Linked DNA regions of Mus musculus: region 1 is linked to region 2. Evidence: chromatin contacts called from ENCODE Hi-C data. All regions are on one chromosome and are shown on one strand. The core of a region is the stretch at or near the end of the contact, and the rest is flanking DNA. Distances in the headings are between cores, read along the strand shown. Region 1 holds the start of Pitx1 (paired-like homeodomain transcription factor 1). Region 2 holds the start of Msx2 (msh homeobox 2).

Evidence for each region. A loop is a pair of places that touch in the nucleus more often than their neighbours do.
Region 1: a map of ES-E14 shows a loop between it and region 2 (6-fold over the local background). The contact joins the promoter of Pitx1 here to the promoter of Msx2 in region 2. A Hi-C loop is called at or near these places in 5 of 37 maps with a recorded cell type or tissue (ES-E14 and left cerebral cortex).

Annotation. Positions count from the first base shown.
Region 1 is chr13:55,828,023-55,834,037 of GRCm38, reverse strand. Pitx1 (paired-like homeodomain transcription factor 1) reads left to right here and starts at 2,613. Exons shown (of 3, transcript NM_011097.2): 1 at 2,613-3,266; 2 at 5,363-5,598. The coding sequence starts at 3,098.
Region 2 is chr13:53,471,309-53,476,702 of GRCm38, reverse strand. Msx2 (msh homeobox 2) reads left to right here and starts at 3,923. Exons shown (of 2, transcript NM_013601.2): 1 at 3,923-4,371. The coding sequence starts at 3,993. Gm33763 (a long non-coding RNA gene) reads right to left here. Exons shown (of 4, transcript XR_873406.2): 2 at 905-2,728; 3 at 777-827.

The sequences.
Region 1 (6,015 bases), core at 1,364-3,863, 2.4 Mb before region 2:
CATCTCCAGATCACCGTCTCCCGGTTTCTTGAAGGACAGAGAAATATTTCGGACTCTGCACAGGTGGGAAGGGTAGTGGAATAGAACTCGACCTGCTTCAGTGAACCCCCTTTCTTCCACCCCTCCTGCCCCATCTGGAGACCAACTCTCACACTGAACAGGAGAACTGAGATTCACTTGAAGGTCAAACCTCAAACCTCCTCCAAGTCACGCATCAAAATGAAGGGGGCTGTGCATGAGCCTCTGCCCCAGAAAGATTGTAGCTTTCCTCCCGGTGTGTATCTGCATGTGCATACCGGAAGCCCCTGCTTAGAGTAGGACAGTGAGTGAGGAGGGGAGGGGGCTGTGGAAGAACAGAGAATTTATGCTAGTCTCATTCTTCAATATGCCCAGAGTCGGGGCACAGCCTCTTGTTGGTCCTCCCACGTCCACCCCACCCCCCACCCCCTTGATCACTATATGTGCTACTGAAAAGCACACTCCTCTGGCAGTCCCCATTAGCCTCAGTGCTTCTTTGGGGCTCAGGATCTATGAGGATAGTGGAAGGAGTATCTGAAAGGGTCTGAAGACCACTCCACCCACACAGCAAACCTTGATATCTCCAAATAAAAGGACTGCTGTGTCTAACCCAGAGCAGTGCTTAAGGCTTAGGCCCAGAAGGGCACACAGCAATAGCTTAATAACTGCACTGATACACTGCCAATGTATTAACACAATGGTGATGTGAACGACAGATGCTTCTCCACACAGTCCATGTAGGACCTAACTTCACCATTTCCCTGTCCCTGTCTGAGACACACTCCCAGGCGTTCCCACCTCGATCTGACTTGATGGACCTCCTATTTCATGCTATCCAATTGGACATTAAACAGCACATGTGTGTGTCCACCCGTACACAGCCTCCTGGGTCCGGACGTACAGGTGTGCACTGCCATCCTTGTATGATCCAGGCTGCTCTCTGACTGAGGGAGGTAGTGTAGCCCCGTGGACCAACCGAAGCACCTAGTGGGCTTCACTTGCAAGGAGAAATCAAGATACCCCAGGGCCTTAGTCAGCTCCCCGGAAAGCATCCTCCCTCCATCTTTGCCCAAATTCTGTCTCCCTCAATAGACCTGGCCCTAAGGAGCTGGGCACCTTGAAGCAAGGCCAAGGGAGTATGAGACAGTTCTGGCCCCACCCTGCATGTCTGCCCTTGCCCCCACAATTCTCACAAGGCACCCATCCAGGGCCCAGCTACTTCCCTCTGGTGGTAGAGAAGGTAGGAGAAGGACCAAAGGCAGAGCCTTGCAGTCCCCACCACTAACATACCTGTAGAGCCAACCCAAGAAATGACTACAGGAGAAGATGATGTCCTGGGCTCTGGACACTGGAGAACAGAGAAGTGCTTCTTTCCTAAGCCCTAGTCTACCCCATCAGTGGCTGGTTCAGGGGAGAGGTCTGCAGGTGAGGCCCAGAGACAGCCTAGGGGTCCTCCGTGGCTACAGAGGCAGGTCAGGGCCACCTCAGTTGTGACCTGTTTACTCAAGAAGCTGAAGTCCCTGGGCCAGTTAACAATTGTTGGATAAAATCCTTGGACAAACTTCATTGGAGCGTGAGGAGCTAAGGAGGGGACCACTCTTGTGAGCCTAGAGGGTAAAGTCTTTGCTTGGGGAGGGGGGAGCTCTGGAGCTACAGTTTCCTAGCAGTGTATCGGGAGAAAACCCAAAGGCTTCCTAAGCTCCCAGCCCAGGGTTGTGAGACATCAGTCACCTGGCCTACCAGGCCTCTGCTGAAGCCCTGAGAATTCAGAAAGTAGGCCCCACACTGGAGCAAAGTTACCCTAAAGGAGGGCAGAGGCTGGCAAGGCCTACCTGGTGGCTGCCAAAGACCTGATCATTGTAGGTGCAAAACAAAGGGGGATGTGGAAAGGCCACGGGCCTGGTGGGGCTCTTGGGGTCTCCAGTCCCACTCGCCATGGCCTAGAGCCAACAGAAACGTTTCGTCTGATTAGAAGCCGTCATCTCTACCCCAATTCCGGAAAATTGACTGCGGTGCAGAGAGGAAGGCCATGAGAGCAGCCTTAGGGGAGAGGGTCCAAACTAATTAGAAGACAGCATCCGGGGCCCATTAGAGCTCGCAGGCTGCTGTCACTCAGCCGGCCCCGAGTTCCTGGGAGAAGCGACTGAGGTAGGAGGGGCCCGTCTGCCCCTCGAGGACGACACCACCGCTGGGAGCTGCAGCAACCGGGAACCGGCCCCCCGGCTCTGCCACTGACTGCCCTGGCGCTGGCTCGGAGGCGCCGGCTCAGAGCGATCCTGCTCAGCGAACCTTCACTCATTCTAAGTTGTTCTCTCCCGTGGCTGGGGACTTGAGGTGGCCCAGACAGGAGTTGACTCTCAGCGAAACAAGTCACTTGGGGCCCCCAAGGTGTGCACCAGCCGCCCGGGGCTAGCTGGCCAGATGCGTTTCTTTTGTGCGGCCAAGGGAGAAATTCGTGTGTCACCGGGGAAGGAGGGAGAGGCGCGGTGAGGCCGCGGGAGAGGGGGGGAGGTGAGGCGGCGGGAAGGTGGCTGCGACGGGGAGGGCGCGGGCGAGGCCAGGAGGGAGGGAGGGAGAGAGGGAGGGAGGGAGGACGGCGGGGAGGGCGCGGCGCGGGCGGCTCGAGGCTGGATTCCGCCCGCGCCCGCTCCCTCGCTCGCTTGCTCACTCGCTCGCGCCCTCCCTCCTTCTCTCCCAGCCCCCTCCCACCGAGGCCCACCCCACCCACCACCCCTGGCGCAGGGACTGCTGGAACCTGGCTGCGCGCACTGTCGTTTTCAGACAGACTCTGCGGGCTCCGACCCGAGCCTTAGAAACCGGCCTCGAATCGGGACTGGGGCCCGGGCCGGCCGGGCAGCTGAGGCCGGAGCAGCAGGAGCGCGTGGCGGAGCCCCGAGCCCCGAACCCGGTCCCGCAGCCTGGAGAGGTCGATGGAGCTCGAACGGCGTCGCTGTGGGCGCGGGCAGCCCTGGGGGGCAGCCGCTTAGGCGCCACTCTCTTGTCCCCAACAGGTCGCAGCCTGGGCGGCCGGGAGCTCCCAGCCCCGGCCCCTGGAGCGCCCGTTGCGGTCCCCACCTCCATGGACGCCTTCAAGGGAGGCATGAGCCTGGAGAGGCTACCGGAGGGGCTGCGGCCACCGCCACCACCACCGCACGACATGGGGCCCAGCTTCCACCTGGCCCGCGCCGCCGACCCCCGGGAGCCGCTGGAGAACTCCGCCAGCGAATCGTCCGACGCTGATCTGCCAGGTAAACGCGGCTCCCCCAACCCGCGGCGGGCATCCAGCCTCCGCGCACACCGGGCGGCTTGGCACGCAGCCGGGTCCCCTCTGCGTCTCTGCAGCGAGGAGCTTTCTTTTTCCTCCCTGGTCTTAACCTGACGATGAACACGGAAATTTACACGCGCGTTCGCACGCACACGCGAAGTCACTTCCAAACAGTCCCCCACACGCCAAGCCCTGAGTGGGACTGGCAGCCCCTCTGGAGCAGGAGCAGATAGCACGCGGGAGAAAAAAGTTGAGTTTTCCCTAACTGGTTGCTGAGGAGTCGCTGGGGCTCAGGGCGAGAAGCAGATGTGCAGGGAGTAGAAGGGGTGGCCAGACAAAGTGCCCAAAGAGACACCTTGACAGATGGAGGAAAGAATCCTAAAAGAAGAGGTGGGGTCACAGAGCAGGCTAGAAGAGAGGGGTCCGTAAAGCCGAGCTCGAGCTCTGGGGACAGCGAGAGCCAGCCAGCTAGGAGGCGCGGCCTGACTCCCGGCAGAGCCGGCAGAACCCTGCTGCAGCGGGGATCCTGGCCCACGTGGACACCTCAGCCCAGAGCCACCAGGGGTCCAGCCAGGGTGGGTTCTCGACTCCACAAATCCCCCAGTTGTCTTTTAAAAAACAAAACAAAACAAAACAACCCCGATCTCTTGAGCTGGGCCCGAGATTGGGTGGCTTCGGCCATGTCCGTTTCCAGGCCTGTCCTGTCTTGGAGCGGCTGTGCACGGGAGGGGGGTCCCAACCCCAAATAGTCACAGATCTCCAGGCTGCCTGGGACAGCCATCCCGGGCCCTGGGCATCTCTTCCACGTTTATTTAATCGGTATTTGTTTCTGTTTTGCATCTCTAAGTGACTTTTTTCCAACCTCTGTTTGCTTGGTTAGAAAACAAAGCTCTGAGTGTACTTTTGTTTTTAGAAGTTTTAAGCGTGGTGTTTGCTTAAAAAAAAAAAACCTGTAGAGATTGATTTTCAAATCAAATCTACAGGGATAAATTAACAATTTTAACTGTATGCTTCCTTTGACACAATTCACTAGGAGTATTTCTCTGAAATTTAAAAGAACCTACATGCCACAAGTTACTTGGAGAGATTTTTTAAAAGTCAATTCAAAATGGCGCATTTCTTTGAGATTCCCCCCCCCCCCATCAAAATCCATTCGTAGCAGTTTTATTTTGTGAATTTAAATCATCTCGCTGTAATGTATTTATCTAGGGTTTGGAAAGTATCTCTCCCAGTGTTTGTGTGAGGGAATCTAAAATTTACCTGCAGTGATGCATAGATTCTTTTTCCCAGAGAAATGGCCATCTGACTGGAGTTTATACACATTTGGCTGTGTGTTTAGTTTAGGGGTGTGTTCACAGGAACGGTTTTGACTTCTTGATCTACATTTGCTCCGGTTCTGCCTCCCTGGCTCTGAGGGTTTGTGCACCTTTCTGTTTCTAGGGAGAGAGCTCTGAGCTTTTCTAGGGCTCCGTTTTGGTTTGTAGTTCCTTTGCGTTATGTTTGAATGCTATTGACTACTGTGTGCATCTTGAGTAGCTTTAAAGAGACAGAGAGGCCCGGGTCACTTAGACAGAATATGTCTGTCTAGGCTGCAAATGGAGGGTTTTCTAGACCTCAGAATCCGAGGCCGGTAAGGCTGGGATCCAAGCTAAGTTGCGGCTCTGACACAGCCCTGGCAAGAACAACATTCCAGGCGACTACATGGCTCTTACCCCACAGATATGCTAGCTTCAGCTGGAAAGTTTTGATGCCCGTTCAGGAAAGCTGAGGTGTCCGCTCAGATTTAGACCTTCAAGAGTCTCAGCAGGGCCGCAGCCAGCGAGCTGCAGAAGCAGGCCCTGCCTAGCTGGGAACCCAGGCCCAGATGTGGCTCCCGGGCTCTTTGCTGTGGCACGCCAGATCTAGGGGTGCTTACTGAGAACCGGCACCCGGCCCTTCCTTTCCAGCGGGGAAACAGTTCCCAGGGCCCCTGGATGGAGGGAGGGAAGCCACCGCTGACGGCAGGCGCTTCGGTGGAGCCGGGACCGGGCGCGATAGTGTTAGCCCGAGGTGACTCGCGCCCATTCCTACCTGCTGCAGACAAGGAGCGCGGTGGGGAAGCCAAGGGGCCAGAGGATGGTGGCGCGGGCAGTGCTGGCTGCGGCGGCGGTGCAGAGGACCCAGCTAAGAAGAAGAAACAGCGGCGGCAACGCACTCACTTCACAAGCCAGCAGTTGCAAGAGCTGGAGGCCACGTTCCAAAGGAACCGCTACCCCGACATGAGCATGAGAGAGGAGATCGCGGTGTGGACCAACCTCACTGAACCGCGAGTGCGGGTGAGCGTGGGGCGCGTGCAGAGGGCTACCGGCTGGCACTCAGTAGCTTAGACTTACAACTCTGACCTCGCGGACCTTGCTTCGTAGGAGACCCCACTTTAGGCCCCAGCCAGCCACCCACGTCAGCCAGGTCCCTGGGCTACTGCTTTCTTAGCCCTTTTACCTGTCCCACAGGAGCTACTGCAAGCCCCTGTCGGAAGACCCTGTCCCTGCCCTGAACTCTGTCAGAATTACTCAGAGCCGGAGATTGGGCAGAGGATTCTCTGCCGCTAAGGACCTCGGGAGCTTTAAGCCTTCATCCCCTGGAAAACGAAAGGGAAAGACAGGTCGTGCCTGGCTGCCTCAGAGAGGCCTGAAAGGTGCTTGAGTTGGGGTATCTCAAACTTCTTGGAACTGTGATCTCATTCTGAATTTCCC
Region 2 (5,394 bases), core at 2,674-5,173:
GTAGGGCTGTAGCCAAAGCCCTTCCCCTCCAGCCTCTTGTTTAGCATCATAAGTATATGAACGAACAGGCCTAAGGAAATCCTACCCTGACCCCGAGTATCTACCTAAATTCCCTGCTGAGGAGCTCTCAGGGGGGTTTCCTCCAGCTCCCTCCGGATTTGTCTGCCCAGTTGGAGGTTTGATCTGCCTTATCCCTCCTTCCCACAGCGCACAGGTAAAAAAAGAAAATGAGCTCAGAGAGGTGCCATCTTTTGCCCGAAGTCACACAGCGAATGTCCACGGATTGGAGGGCAGTGGTGGAATTCCTGGCGGCCCTTGGCGCCCATTTGTCTGCCCGCTTCTGATACCCGGGTTCGGAGAATAGGCCTCTAACAAGCGGCCCATTAGAAGGAATTGTCACTCCTCCGGGAGTGAGGTTGTCCCATTAGGGCGAATTGTCATTCCTCCTGGAGCGAGGTTGTCCTGGCTCCGCGAAGGCTGAGTGCCGGGCCGAGAGCAATTAACGCGGCTCCGGCGCGGGCAGCCGCCTCTGCCCCGGGCAGCGGGGGCGGGGCGCCCGGCGCGGCTGGAGCCGGTCACCCGGCGCAGCCCCTTCCCCCGGAGCCCGCCTTTCATCTCCCCGCGCCTGGCGCCTACCCGCAGCCCTGGCCCGTCTACAGCCTTCTCTGCCCCTCCCCCTGCCCCTCCTAGCCTCTGGGATCCGGCGATCCGTCCTCCGGGTTGCAAACGCCCAGGTCTGTGCTCAACGCTTCACGGTTTACTGGGACTGCCTTCACCTTGGAGCTCCTGGTGCGCGTGCGCGGCCGCTCCACGAAGGGTCTCCGCTCCTGTGACATGCAGTGGGGAAGGGGAAGCTCAGGGAAGGTGCAGGCTTAGGCCCAAGGGGAATTCGAGGGTGGCTCACCTCCTATTTGCATGACTATTTAGGGCAGCTTCCTAGCCCGAGACTTTTCCCTGGTTAGGCAGAGATACAGTCTCCGCCTGCAGTGATGTGCTTGAAAAGCAAATGAGGTCCTGCTCAAGTTCGGGAGCTTGGGCAAGGTGTAAAGGTGACTCTTCGCTGTTGCGGAGTTCCGCTTGGAACCCCACTTTGGCCGCTTGCAAGTGTTCACGGCGCATAAACATTATTCTACCACCCCGGAGTTTAAGTTTACAGAGTGCGTCCTAAGTGCCAAAGCCAGCCCTCCTCTCTGGGAAGACACCCAAACCTGCACCTTTTTCAGGCTGGGAAAAATCTCTGTTCAGGGATTTTTACAAAGGTCCTGCTTTGGGGTTGGTGAAGGCGGGTGATGAGTCCCTAGACAAAGAAAGCGTTGGGTAAATTAATGTTGCTTTTGATATACAAGAATATTTTTAAACTAATTCCCCACACCTTCTACGTTATGAAACCCACTGAAGCTAATTCCCATAAGAGTCGAGCAGAGGAATGATTGCCCCTCAGTTTAGAGCCGCGGGGAAGACCTGAAAAAATATTTTGAGGGTGTGCAAAATTCTTGCAGCAGATAGGCTTTCCACGAAGGGCTAACTTCCGTGTTCAGGCTTTTTCAGCCCTGGTCTCCACCCCAGCAGAGTTGGAGAGGCGCCTGGCAAAGGGATGGGGGCTGTCTCCTTGGCAATGCCTCCTGTTCGTGGCCAGAGCTTGGTACTCTGGAGGTCAAAACTAAATATTCCTTTTCTCCCCACCGTTTCCCTTTCAGTGTCTTAGCATTTCCCCCCAAATAGTGCAGGAGAGACTGAACTTTTCCTCTGAAGGAGACAGTTTAAAAAAAAAATAGAGACATTCCAATGGAATTGTTTTGTTTTTTTAACTTCCTAAGACTCTACCTGTGCCCCTAAAGTAACACATTTTAAGGATAAGTTTTCCGATTATTTATAAAGCATTGGTTGGGTTCAGGACAATTGAAACGTGAACTTCATTGTATTCTTCGGCAGCTGAGGACTAAACGAATTTTAGATTTGCTTCCAAAATACATAACCCCACATCTTGCCTCACTTATTGAGAGGACATACAACTCAATCTGAATTTACCTGTATTGTATTTGAGATCCCTATCATCAGATGTGACTCCAGGGAAAATACATGTCTCCAAATCACCTTCGTTGTCTTCTTTTGGCTTTCCCGGGCTTCCAGTTAGCAACAACAAAGTACTTGTATCTTGTGGTAGGAGAAAGTTTCACAGGTTTTTAGAAGCCTCATTTAGAACTTCTTATCATTAAAAGAAAACCTTTCAAAACTGAACTGAATTATCTGGTGAAGACTTTTTTTTTTTTAATCTTCTAAGATTTCTACATCTATGGGTTCCCTCAGACCAGCGAGATTTCACTCTGGGTAAATGTTTGAGGCAAAGGTCCCTGTTTCAGAGAGGTAAGCTGGAAGGATCTGGAGGTCTAGGCAGTCAAGTTTCTAAGTCTTCTAAACTGGGGTACCTGCTAAGCTCTGGTCATTGAAAGCAACTTGGAGCAATGGTCCTCCCCTTTGGTGCTGGAGGGAGTATTTAGGGAGCATTTGCTGTTTGGGACCAGCGCTTAGCAGGCTCTTCTTTCCCCCACCAGTCCGGATGGGTTTTTGGATCTATGAAAAAGCTTCTGCAGCCTGAAATGGGTTGTTTGCAGCGATCTTTCTGCTCCTGCTGGCTTGCGGGCAAGGGAGGTGCAGAATTATTTCAGGCCTCTGTCTCAAAACTCTCTTCTTCCATGCATTGATACAGTTGGTCACTGATGCTTTGGGGCTGCAGTTAGATAGAGAGTGTGCTTTAGGGTGGGATCCTGATAGGTATGCTGCTTAAAATTTCAAAGTCAGGTGAGATGAGCTTTCCCCAAAGATATTCAGGCTTTGGGTTTGCAAAGTCGAACCCTGTTATTTGCAGAGAGAATAAAGACACTAAATGTCACAAATACCCTTCTCCCCTGCCCATCACCTCCCAAGGCAGATGCTATCCTGACACCTGAACTCCAATGACAAACACAAACTCAAAAAAAAAAAAAAAAAAAAAAAACCTCATGAGCACACTTTTGCACGGGCCTAGAGAGGAGACTCAAGGGGTGAGAAAATATCCCCATTGACAGTTTCTAAAACTTGTCCTGTTTGGACAGAGTATGAAATGGAGATCATTTGTGTAAATTAGCTGCCAGGAACCAATGGGCGCTGGGTCTGCTGGTGCACACCTACACTCTCAACACCAGGGACGAAGCCAGTGGGGTAGCAAGTTCAGGACCATCTTGGGTAAGATAGGGAGCGACTTCTAAGCTAGCCAGAGCTGGAGAGCAAGAGTCTGTTTTAAAGGAAAAAAAAAGGGAGAAAGGGTAGAGATTAGTTGAATATCCCTTGACCACCTCTCAGCCTTTCTCATCTTTGTCCCTTTTCTTAAGGAATGAGTTACAGCTAATGTCTTGGAACACTCTCCAAAGATAAGACAACTAAGGACCATGCCTAAACTATTTCTATTAGTAAAGATGCTGCTATTGTTTTCCATTATAGTTACAAAGATACACTAGTTTGAGCTCATAGTGGGAGCTTTATAAATGTTCCATGCCCTCCGCAGATTTCCAACATTCTCAGGCGGGAGCGTGTGGGATCGGCACCAGAAACACTTTAAAGAGGGGTTAAAAGACAAGAAATGAGACTCGGCAAGCTTCCTCTTTAAACAATCGGCTTTAATTACGCCTTAGACTTTTCAGTTTGGGCGATTATAACCCTTGAGGGATCGCCTAATAACAACTCTGCTGACTGCTCCTGTAATTAACTCCTAATTTATTTCAAACGGGGCGGGGGAAGGGCCCCAAGCCTCTCCAGGGAGAGCCAATCGGTGGCGAGCGTCCGTGGCGTCAGGAGCAGGGCCGTCGCCAGTTGGTTGAGCCGAGTCTCCCACTTCCCCTCGGAGGACAGGCTGGGCTCCCAGCGCGCCCCTGCCGGCTCCCCCCCCAAAAGTTGGAGTCTTCGCTTGAGAGTTGCCAGCGGAGTCGCGCGCCGACAGCTACGCGGCGCAGAAAGTCATGGCTTCTCCGACTAAAGGCGGTGACTTGTTTTCGTCGGATGAGGAGGGCCCCGCGGTACTGGCCGGCCCGGGTCCCGGGCCTGGAGGAGCCGAGGGCAGCGCAGAGGAACGCAGGGTCAAGGTCTCCAGCCTGCCCTTCAGCGTGGAGGCGCTCATGTCCGACAAGAAGCCGCCCAAGGAATCGCCCGCGGTGCCACCCGACTGCGCCTCGGCTGGCGCTGTCCTGCGGCCGCTGCTGCTGCCGGGACACGGCGTCCGGGACGCTCACAGTCCCGGGCCTCTCGTCAAGCCCTTCGAGACCGCCTCGGTCAAGTCGGAAAATTCCGAAGACGGAGCACCGTGGATACAGGAGCCCGGCAGATACTCCCCGCCGCCCAGTGAGTGCGCGTCTGGGACGGGATCCGGGCTGGACCAGCGCGAGGGGTCCCAGAGGGGCTGGGGAACGGGTGTTAACAGGATGATGCTCTTGACCCCCCTGGTACCCCAGTTCAGCGGGCGGTCCGCATCCCAGAATCCCTAGCTTCGAGGAATCTGCAGTACCTGAGCGCTGGCTGGCATTTGAAAACCAAACCAAGTTGTTGATTTCTGCAGTCCTTAGCCCCCTGCTCCGAAAACTTCATATTTGTGTACCTGCCCGGGAAATAGGGGAGAGTCGCTGTTTTGTTTTGTTGAGTCAGGGTCTCCTGTGGCCCGTGCTGGTATGCAGCTCAGGATGGTCTTGAACTCGTCATCTTACTCCACCACCTAAGTACTAGAATAACTGGTGTGCACCACCACACCGGGCTGGGATCCACTTTAAATGAGTATTGAAATGTGGTTTTGCTGGCCTTCAAAATATACAGGCAGCCCCATGAAGTTCACCCCACTATAAAGACTAGACAACTGGAAGTTAACCAGACATGGAGCAGACATACTTGGTAGTCTTCGAACTCCAGTGTCCATCCTATGAAGGGAAGGTGGCAGGCAGAGACTGATTCGGAAAGGAAGCTTCTTGTATTCTAGTCCGTTGTTGGTTAGGTTCTGCGTGTTGCAGGGAGCTAGTTTGGGCCAGACCCTCGTGGGCTCTCCTGGGTTCACAGTAATAATTAACAGCATTCCTTCAGAACTTGAGAATGTACAGTGAGGTGGCCACAAGTTCGCCAGATTTGGCTGCTTGCTAGAACCTCAAAGTACAGGCAGAGGCATGCCACCTGTGGCTACCCCTTCAGACTTGGTGGCTAGTGCTTAGAGGATTGCTCTTGCTTGGTCCAGGTTACCATTCATACTTGCAATGGGCATGGGGGTCTGGTGTCCATGCTCTCTGCCCCCTCTTTTGAGGGTGATGGCCATATTGCTATTTTCACTGCACCCCACTTCCTCCAGGGAGGCTGTGCCGACTTCCTTTCCAGACTTAGCATCCC